Regions from separate parts of the Mus musculus genome. Here region 1 is linked to region 2. Evidence: chromatin loops called from intact Hi-C (ENCODE). Cell type or tissue: heart. All regions are shown on one strand.

What was found. Hi-C counts contacts between places; a loop is a spot of excess contacts. Peaks named below come from ENCODE experiments on the same cell type or tissue, not always from the same donor. Only the 100,000 strongest peaks of a DNase experiment are listed, where the experiment ranks them.
Region 1: a loop joins it to region 2, with 1.8 times the contacts of the local background. A loop is called at or near these places in 3 of 42 quality-filtered maps.

What each region holds. Positions count from the first base shown.
Region 1 is chr11:117,594,444-117,599,443 of GRCm38, reverse strand. It overlaps a transcript of Gm35170 not described here. Among named protein-coding and RNA genes, the nearest start is that of 2900041M22Rik, 14 kb to the left of the region's middle. In heart, CTCF peaks have their summits at 211 and 3,053; DNase peaks (open chromatin) are centred at 193, 623, 2,993 and 3,481; H3K4me3 peaks cover 993 bases; H3K27ac peaks cover 354 bases; H3K27me3 peaks cover 4,446 bases.
Region 2 is chr11:117,480,091-117,485,090 of GRCm38, reverse strand. Gm34418 (a long non-coding RNA gene) reads left to right here and starts at 2,039. Exons shown (of 2, transcript XR_389180.4): 1 at 2,039-2,612. It overlaps Gm11733 (predicted gene 11733), which reads right to left and starts at 723. Exons shown (of 3, transcript NR_130966.1): 1 at 575-723. In heart, no CTCF peak of the experiment used is centred here; a DNase peak (open chromatin) is centred at 2,270; H3K4me3 peaks cover 1,174 bases; H3K27ac peaks cover 1,493 bases; H3K27me3 peaks cover 719 bases.

The DNA of each region.
Region 1 (5,000 bases), 110 kb before region 2:
CCCCTGCCTTGCTGCTCAGGGGTCCCTCTGCTCCCTTTTATTAGAGAGACGTGGTTCAGGGTCACCTTGTGCTTGCAGCTCAGAGGTGGTTGGGTAGAGCACACTTTGAATGCTTTACGCGTCGTTCCACCCTGAGACGGGCATTTTCCTTTCAGTTTCTCTTCCGTAGGTCGTGACAGATTCTTATCTTATTTCCAATCCTGCCTCCCACCCTCATCCCTCCTGGTGGAGAAATTCACATTTTTGCCAGATGGCTTGGCAGTCTCCTATCCCCAAATCCAGGTACAAAGTTCTCCTGTCCACGCAGGCTGGGGCAGCTCTGTGACCTGCAAGCGCCTAGAGCCCAGTCCCCACAGACCTGTGCCCATGAGTAAAGAGCTGACCAGCCAGATACTCGCCATGCAAACATAAGAACCTGGGTTCAGATGCTGAGGTCCGAAGCTCTGACCAGCTCGAGATCTGGAGATCTGAGTTCCTTCCTGCCCAGGGCTGGCTGAAGAATCCTGACTTGTTTCTGTTCCAGCAATCCCCGAAGCGAGAGCTTCCATGTGCCCATACACCCTCCCAACCCCCTTCTCTAGTGAGGCTCTGGGGCCGTTCGGGAACAGCAAAGGCATTCTAAATCTTCCGGAGCTGGGTTGCAAGTCTTAGCATATCAGTTCATTGCAGGAGGTAGCCATTGTGGCAACAACATTATGCCGCCTGTCGGGGTCATGTGACCAGCATACCTATAGGTCTCTGTTTCTGTGTCACACAGAATCCCTAAGTGTTGTGATGAATAGATTTTTTTGTCTTCCTTCCTGCAGCCCTACCTGAGTTGGGGGTGATAGGTCTGGATAAAGGGTCAGAGACGGCATCCCTCACAACCTCCTCTCAGAAAGCTAAATCAGAAGTCATAGCCCGCCAAAACGTGGTGTCAGGCCCACACACCTCAGGGGCTTATTTCACCTCTATATAACAGCAGGGGTTGACAGCCCCATCCGCATTCCAGTGAAGTGACCTTGGGGGGTGAAATGACTTCCAGAGGTCACCTCCCGCAGGAAAGAGGAGGTAAGCAGTGCTAGGCTTCTCTGGGTGTGGAGCTATGAGCTTTCCCTCATTTGTCAAGGTTCTCTGTGGCTTTACCTCCACTGTGCCCAGCAGCAGGAGGGCATGGATCTGATTGCTGGCTGGTCTCCATGGCAACAGCTGATGAGCCAGCCAGCATCGGATGATGGCAGAGCCTCCAGCCTCCAGATGCCTCGGAGTAAAAGCAGGGTCTGTAGGGGAAAAGAGTACAAGGTGTGTGTGTGTGGGGGGAGTTGGGGGTGAGAGGTGTGGATGTGGGAAGGCCCCCTCCTCCGCAGCCTTCATCTTAGTCCATCCCTAGTCCTGCTGTGGAGTTTTGTTCTTTGCTGGAAAGGTTTGTTCTTTTCTCATGTATTTCCTGGATATATATCCTGGGTTGGACACAGGGCATAAAAGGATCTTGCCCTCAAGGGAATACAGTCTAGGGAAGGAAGCTAGCGGATTGCCAGGTCGTCCAGTCTGCCAAGAATGAAGAGTGAAATGGTAAATATCGGGGCCCTGTGTAAGTCACAAGAGAGGTGCCTCCTTCTGAATTCCAGGCTTGGGGGAAGATAGAATATGTCTCTGGGGGTGTTCCTAAAGGATGAACAATCCATCAGAGAAGAGTGGGATCGAAGGATCCAGGTTCTCCAGGTGGGGAGAAGGACAGGGATGGAAAGGAGAGAGCGGGTTTATTTGTTGGGAGTCTGCAGTGTCAGGAGATTTTCACAGAGATGGGCAGGGGAGTGAGGGTTGGCTTGTCTTGGATCCGGAGTAGAAAGAAGGGGGAAAGCTGCCCCAGGCTAGGCCTGGGCAATAGGACAAATGTGATTGTCACGTGACACTAAATTGAGCATCCTCACCTCCAACATTACAGATAAGGAAGTTGAGATCCAGGTAGCTGCCCTGGACAGAGCAGGGAGTGGGACTCCAGGCTTGACCTAGGCGGATAGCCCCTCCTGCTGAGATTCCTCCTCCTCCCAACCTTGCACCTAAACTTAGTAGAGTGTGTGGATCTGCCAGGATTGGCTAGCTAGCTGCCTGTCTCAGGGACTCTCCTGTGGAAGGGCTCTTGACCCCCAAGGATGGTGATGCACAGTGGGCTCCTGGGGGCTGTGTGTGGATCCCACAGAGTCCCTGTGAAGAGCAGACCGCACTGGTTGCTGGGTGACTAACTGCTTGTGGGGGTGGGGCTTCTGCCCTTCTCTCTTCTCCCTCTCTCCTCTGGTTTGCCACACATGTACATTTGCACACATGAGCATACATCTGTGCATACACTTGAATATCTCCGTTTGCACACTTACACCTCACCCCAGTACCTTTGCACACCACACACCCTGTGCACCTACCTGCGCGTGCACACTCACACATCTCAAGCACACCTCGTAAGTGTGCACCCACAAACACCTGTGTAGTGGGACGTGCACACAGTGGCTTGTGCCCTCCCGTCACTCTTCTCTCTTCTGTTCCTCCAACATCCCCTTTCTTTATTGGAAGACTCCCAGCCTGTGTCCTGCTGTTTGTCTCCCCAGTGCTGGACTGCTTCACATCTTTCCTGGAGCTGGTTGCAACTAAAGGGTGAGGCTGAGAGGAGACCATGTTAAGGGCTCTGTGGACAGGATCTAAGAGGCTACCCTGGGGCAGCCTGTACCTCCCAGGCTGACCTGGCACCCAGTCTCCTGGGCCTCAACCTCTCTCCTTTTGGCGCTGTCCTCTGGGTCTTTAAGCGAGCAAATACTCCCAAAGGTGGATCCTGACAGCTTCCAGGACTTCCGCACGGCCCGGGCAAGTCACAAGATATAAATGGCCTCCAGGAGTTGAGTAGTATGGGGTGGCCCAACCAAGCGTCAGCCCAGGGCCTCTCTGTGGCTTTTGCTTTTTGCTTGGCTCTGCCTCTGTCTCAGGCAGGAGGCCAGGCCTCAAGAGTCAGAGGTTCCTGTCTGAGCGACGAGGTACCTATCCTGCATCACCATACCCTGCCAGCTGGGGCAGGAGCTGCCATGCCCGACATAGCAGGGCCTAGCTGCAAGATAATGCCAAGCTTGGAACACAGACTTTCCTGGCCACCTACTGTGTACTGGGCACTGTTTCAAGTGTGTTCTGGGTGGTGACTAGGGCAGAGATTCAGAGGGAGTGTCATATTTTGCCCATTGCACAGTCCACGTGACATAGCTAGCACAGCGAACACATTTAATTTGACTTGAACCCTGGGCAGTCTGGCTCCGTGCTCTCACCACTGAGCCACCCAGTTTTGCCCTGAGCCTTGCTGAGGCTTGCTGGGCTCATTCTCTGTTCCCAGGCAGTCAGGCACAAGCACCCCATTCATTCCAGCCACAGTCTGGCCCAGCTCCTTTGCTTCCAGGACGGGTAGCCAGGGACATCTCACCTCTATGAGAGGTCTCCTCCAGCCATCTCCCCAGACCCCACCAGGATCTGACTTTTCTCTGTGGGTATGGAGAGGTGCCAGAAGGGTCAGTCTGGGGTGAAGGAGGGAGATGTTTGGAATGACGCTTGCTTGGCCATGGGGGAGTGGGTATCTGCTGCCTGCGCCCAAGTGAAAGGGGAGTAGTGAAGGCCTTAGCCTATATGGTGACCAGGTCTAGAATCTTTCCCACACACGGGGTGCTGCACCCCACACAAGGCCTCCTTCCCTCATTCCACAGGTTTTCTTGCCTTTGGGCAGGTGAGAAAAGTCCTGTTGAGACCAGTTCTTTCAGACCGTGGTTAAGGATAGTGTTCACCGAACCTAGGAGGTCTGTGGTGCCCATTTTGGTCTCCCATGGGTCATAAGTTTCCTTGGAGGTCAGACCTCAGCCTAACTTACCAGTGCCTCTGCTCTGCAAGGGTGCAGGGAGGCCATTTCCTGCCTCTCACCCCCACCCCCAGGAGGCTTTGGATCTTGGCTTCTCTGGCCGGCAGTCAAGGGGAGCTCCTGGAAGGGAGCTTCGCGTTGTGCACGGATGGGTGCCCGCATACCCTTTCTGATCCCCGTTTTCTCTCCTTTCATGGGAGCTTCCCCTGCTTTAAGAGCATTTTGAAAAAGACAAGGGAGAAGGAGCAGAGAAGGATGAAAGGCTGAGCCAACCTCGAACCTCAAATCGAGTGCTACTAGAAATCCTCTCATTTGCCTCTGCTGTGGGGACTGCTGAACAGTGGGACAGGAAGTGCGCACACGGAGGACTCTGTGCACCTGAGTGCTTGTATAGAAACCGTGTTCGTGCAGGAACCTGCAGGGGTCAGAAGATTGGTGGGAGCCCCTGGAACTGGAGTTACAGGTGGATTTGAGCTAGCATGGGTGCTGGGAGCTGAACCCTCACCCTCTGCAAGAGCAACATGTGATCTTAACTGCTGGGCTACCTCTCTGTCCCCACAGGACCTCTTCTGAGCTGAGCTGCACCTGAGATGAAACGGCAGGATCATAAAGGGACCAGCACCGTGAGTCAGGGCTTGAAGCATAATTGTACATAATTAAATATTCGAATGTTACCACGGGACGGGCAAGACACTTCCTCAGTGACAGGTGAGGCCCTTCCTCAGGTGAAGGCACTTGTCCTGGAAGCCTAGAGACCTGAGCTCATCCCTGGAAACTGTGTAAAAGTGGAAGTTGTTCTCGGACCTCCACATGTGTGCCAGCCCCAAATAGTAACTTTGTAAAGGTTGCCACTTAGCCCTATGGTGGAATGCTAGCCAGAACCGGAAAGAGCAGAGCCGTGGATAGGGTCGGTAACAAAGAACCTTCAAAGCTTGGAAATAGTCCCACGACCATACACAGGAAGCCCAAACCTGTCAGATGGATCGTTCTTGTTTTTTCGAGACAGGGTTTCTCTGTGTAGCCTTGGCTGTCCTGGAACTCACTCTGTAGACCAGGCTGACCTCGAACTCAGAAATCCACCTGTCTCTGCCTCCCAAGCGCTGGGATTAAAGGTGTGCCCCACCAGTGCTTGGCCAGATGG
Region 2 (5,000 bases):
AGGGATGGTCTAGATCAGATGGGCCTGTGATTGTCTCTGGGAGACTGTCTTAATTGGTGTGGGAGGACACAGCCCACTGTGGATGACCCCATTCCCTAGGCAGTGGGTCCTTGACTGTGTAAGAGCAGAGAGGAGTCTAAGCATAATCAATCGCGCATTTGTTTTCCTCTGCTCTTGCCTGTGGATGCAACCGGAGACCATCTGTCTTAAAGTGCCTCTACTGTGACTTCCCCAGAGTGGTGCATCGAAACCTGGAATTAAGTGCTAAAATAAGCACTTCCTCCCCCCCCCCCACCCTCCCCTACCACCAAGAAGCTTTTATTTAGGGTATTTTATCACAGCAACACAAAAGAAACAAGGATATCCATGCTGGTGCTAGCTCCAGAGCAACCATCACTAGGATGGGGGCTCGCTGGGTCAGCAGCCACCCTGGTCCCAGTGGGCATTCAGGGACAGAATCCATGACAACTGAGCTACACAGGGCCACCCACAAGGTGGTGTGACCTCGTGAAAAAAAAATCAATAGGCCTCTTGTTTTTGTATCCAGAAATATTTTGTCAGAGATGATACTTGCCGGGGTGACAAGATATTTTATGACAGAGTGTGCGGCAAGCTCTGGGGTCCCAGGTGGCTTCCAGCATGGGCAGACATCCTTTCCTGTCATTACGGATGAGTCTTGCCTGCACGAGGCAGTGCTGGATGCTCAGCCAGCCAGCTCCTCTTCTGTGGGAAGCCGGGAAGGAGGCTGAGCTGCAGTGCACGGGATGACGCTGGCGTCTGGGAGGCAGATCCCAGCATGGCAGAGCTTGGAGCTCATGTACCTGCGCCAGGGCCTGCCCTCACTGTACTGGAGCGAGAAGCCTGGAGGGAGGTTGACAGGAGCTACCGGAGAGATGGGACAAGCTTTCAGCTCAGGGTTTTTACTGTTCCTTCTGAGTGTCTAAAAAAATAAAATAAAATAAAATAAAATAAAATAAAATAAAATAAAATAAAATAAAATGATTCCTTCCAGCTTCCCTCCCTCCCTCTAATCTTTCTTCTTTCTCTTCTCTTTTGCCTCTTTCTTCCCTTCCTAATTCCTCTATTCCTGCTTCTCTTTCTCCTCCTTCACCCTTTCTGTCTTATTCTCCTCCCACCCCCTCCCCTTCTCCTTCCTTCTCATCTCTTTCCCTCTTCCCTCCCCGTTCCAGTCCTCTGTCCGTCTGTCAGTCTCCCTTCCGTCCTCCCATCCCTCCCTCCTTTTTTTAAAAACAAACATCAGAAGGCCTTCTTTGCGCTAAGTTCCCCTATGGATATGCTGACTGACAGGAGAGGAGAGGGGTGGGGTGACCAGGTGCGACTAGAGCCCCCCCCCCTCTTCTCTCCGGGCTGGGGAATAAAGAAGAGGGGCTCCAGGAGTCTTCCTCTGCCTCACAGCTCCTTTGCCTGACTGAGAGATGCATGGTGACTTGGGACACCCTGTTAATTTTCTTTTATATTCTAAATGGCTGTCTACATCTGTCCCTCTCTTGTCTCTGGGCCTTTTGACCTATGTATACCCCGAGGTGGAAGTGGAAAGGGACTCCGTCTGGTGACCTGACCACTGGCTGGCTGAGAGGTTCCAGGCGGTGGGAGCCATGCAGATTCCCAGGCTGCTATCCAGATCTCAGGGTTACAATGTCAGCTTGGGCGTCCAGGGAAGAGCTGCCTGCCTTTCTTCAGTGCATAGAGAGGCAACCCGAGGCTGAGCAGGTGGGAGGACTGGAGAGGACTGGGGACGATCATCGGGTGCTCTCCCCGCTCCTAGCTCCTAGCTTTAGTCTCTGTGGGTGCCTATCACAGTTCGTACAAGGCCTAAGAGAATCCGAATCCTTCTTCCCCTTCTCCTCAGCTCTTCCACCTCGCCAGCTCCTCCTCCTCCGCAGCTCCTCCCCCTCAGCTACTCCTCCCCCTCAGCTACTCCTCCCCCTCAGCACCTCCCCCCGCCCCCCCCCCCAGCACTTCCTCTTGGGCTCACTGCCAGATCTGCCCATGATCGAAGAATCCCCAGCACCTTCCTCGCAGGAGGAGGAGCCAGAACCCAAACAGCAATTTCTCAGTGCTTCCTAACTAACACACAAAATCTAGTGCCTCGGGCCTGTCTTGTCACCCAGCCAGCCAGGGGCACCCCTGCCACCCAGACCTGAGGTTGGAGAGGGTCCTTGCTGCTGAAGTTTGGGGGTGGCTCCAGGCTGTGTGTGGGGCGCTCATCTCCAGCCCGCAGGCAGGCGCATGCCAGGATGCTGGCTCGTTGCCCGGGCAGAGGAACACAGACTTGCTGCCGTGGAGTTAATTAGGAAGAAGGGAGGTGGTGGAGGGAACTGGCAAACAAGAGAGGTGGGCCGTGCCAAGCGACTGATGCCACGTGCCGCGCCCCGGGTTTTGGGTGGGAGATGGGCAAAGCTGGCTGTTGGGAGGTCGCCTCACCCCGGGCGATTCTGCACCTGCCAGATCGGCAAACGGGACAACGGGACAATGAGGCCCCACTGCTGGATTTTATCAGGTGCCTCCTGCAACAAGAGACCAGGCCCACCTCTCTCGGGGATTCTGGGGAAAGCCCAGCTCCTCTGCAGAAGTCAGAAGCCACACCGGAGGTAATTAACGCAGAGAAACTGGGAGGAAGAAGAAATTACAGCTGGAACTCCTCCTTTGCACTGGGCCGGCCTCCCTGACTGCTCAGTAGACCCAGTGGCCAGGGCGCCTGCTCCTACTTGTGCAGGTGGAAGGGGTATCACTGATATTTTTTTAAGATTAATTAATTTTAAAAGGATTTATATATTTTATGTGTATGAGTACTTTGCCTGAATGTATGTCTGTGTACCAGGTGTGAACCTATTTCTTGTGGAAACCAGATAAGGACATCAGATCCCATAGAACTGGCTGTAAGCTACCTTTTGGGTGCTAGGAACCAAATTCGGGTCCTCTGTAAGAGCAGCAAGTGTTCTTAATCCCTAAACTGTCCACCTCCCCAGCATCTAAATTTCAAACGCTATTTTTATGTTTACTTATTTGTATGTTGGGGGGGGGCACAAGTGTGCCATAGCACATGTGTGGACATCCGAGAACAACTACGGGAGTCAATTCTCTAGGGGGTCAAAGCCAGGTCATTAGGCTTGGTGGCAAGTACCTTCAGCTACTCCCTGCCCTCTGGTGTCACCATTGTTAAAGCACGTTGCTGGCCAGAGCTTTAACTCAGCAGGCTCTGTGTGCACACATGTGTTTATGTATGCATATGTGTGCACACATGTATGTTTCCATGTGTGTTCGTGTGTGTGTGTGGCTCAGAAGCTCCACAGCTCAGCAGCTTAGCTGCTTCTACACTTCAGGAAAACTTCTTGGCCTTGTGGAGATGGCAAAACAGTTGCCCGACAAGCATGGGACCTGAGTTCAATCTGAAGAATACACATACAAGCCAGATATGGTGGCCCCTGCTTGTACTCCCAGGGCTGGGGAGATGGGGACAGGGAGGCTCCTGGGGACAGGCCAGCCAGCTAGCCTGCTCATTGGGTTTCAGGGCAACAAACAAGGTGACAGCACCCAAGGAATGACAGCCAAGGTTGTCTTCTGAGTGCCATACACATTCACATACACACCCATGAACACACATGGGAACATACAGGTGTGCACTCATGTGCATACATAAACACACGTGTACACACATTCACACACACATACATGAGCATACACCTGTGAACACACATACGAACATACATGTGTGCACACATTCACACACACACATGAACATACACCTGTGAACACACATGTGAACATATGTGTGTGCACGCATGTGCATACATAAACACACACGTGTGCATGCACACAGACCTCACTGCTTTGGTATCACAACCATTTTCTTCAGTTGTTCCAACTGCCACCTAAATCCCCATATATCATTCGTATTGAGCCCTGGGCAATGAAACACGTGCACATATGCACACTTACATAGGGATGTCAATCCAGGGACATTACAGAGCCTCTCTAGGAGCATGGTAGCAGCTGTCCAATGCCCTGGGGTTGCTCAGCCGAGCAAAGCTTCCATTTTCAGGGAGCTTGGAGCACAGCTGTGCATAGGGTCAATGCCACATTCTCTCCTAGCGGTTTGCTCCAGGATCTCTGGGCAGGCCATCATGCCCTACCTGGGATCTGAACCCTGGTCCTCGAGCTTGAAGAGCCACTTCCCCAGCTCCTGATCTCTGGTTTTCAGCTGGAGGGTTTTGACTGTTCCTGTTTAATGGGCTGTCTCTGGGGTGGGGCTCATGTCCGACATCTTGCCTTGTCCTTGCTGTTTATCCCACCTGCTCTGTCCCTCCCTCCTCTCTGCCTTGTGTATTTCTTAGGATTCCATTTGTTGCTGTGTCAAGGATTAATCATGTATCCCAGGCTGGCCTTGAACTTGATTGTAGCCGAGGATAGCAGCCTATAACTTCTGCTCCTCCTGCCTCTATTTTCCAGTGCTGGGAATATAGACCTGTGCTGCCATAATTACTTTATGCCCAGTTCATGTGGTGCTGGGGGTTGAGCCCGCTTAGACTCTCTTGGACCCCAGTTTATCCTCTCATGAAGGAATAGCAGTGTGTGCTCGCCCAGCTCCGCAAGCCATGTGTTGTGGTTCCCTCTGTCTTATGTTAGGCAGTGTGCTGCATTTGCACTGTGCGGTTGGTTGTTACCAGTTCATTGTTAGTCTCTGCTCCCCAAAGTCCAAACAAGTGAGGCTCAGCCACCTGCCCCAATACATCCAACCCAGAGCCAAGCAGCGCCACCCTGGGGAAGCAGGTAAAAAACTTTCCATGACTCCAGATCCATCCAAGAGATGACTGCTTCTATGCTGGGGGTGGGGGGTGGGGGGTGGGGGGGTGGGGGGGTGGGGGGGTGGGGAAGGGGGTAGCCTCAGCTCCCACGGTTCTTAGTGACTATCATGGGTCAGCTGTCCTGTGGGGCTTCCTGTTGTCTGGGGCAGGTGTGGTCTCTTGTTGTAAAGATGT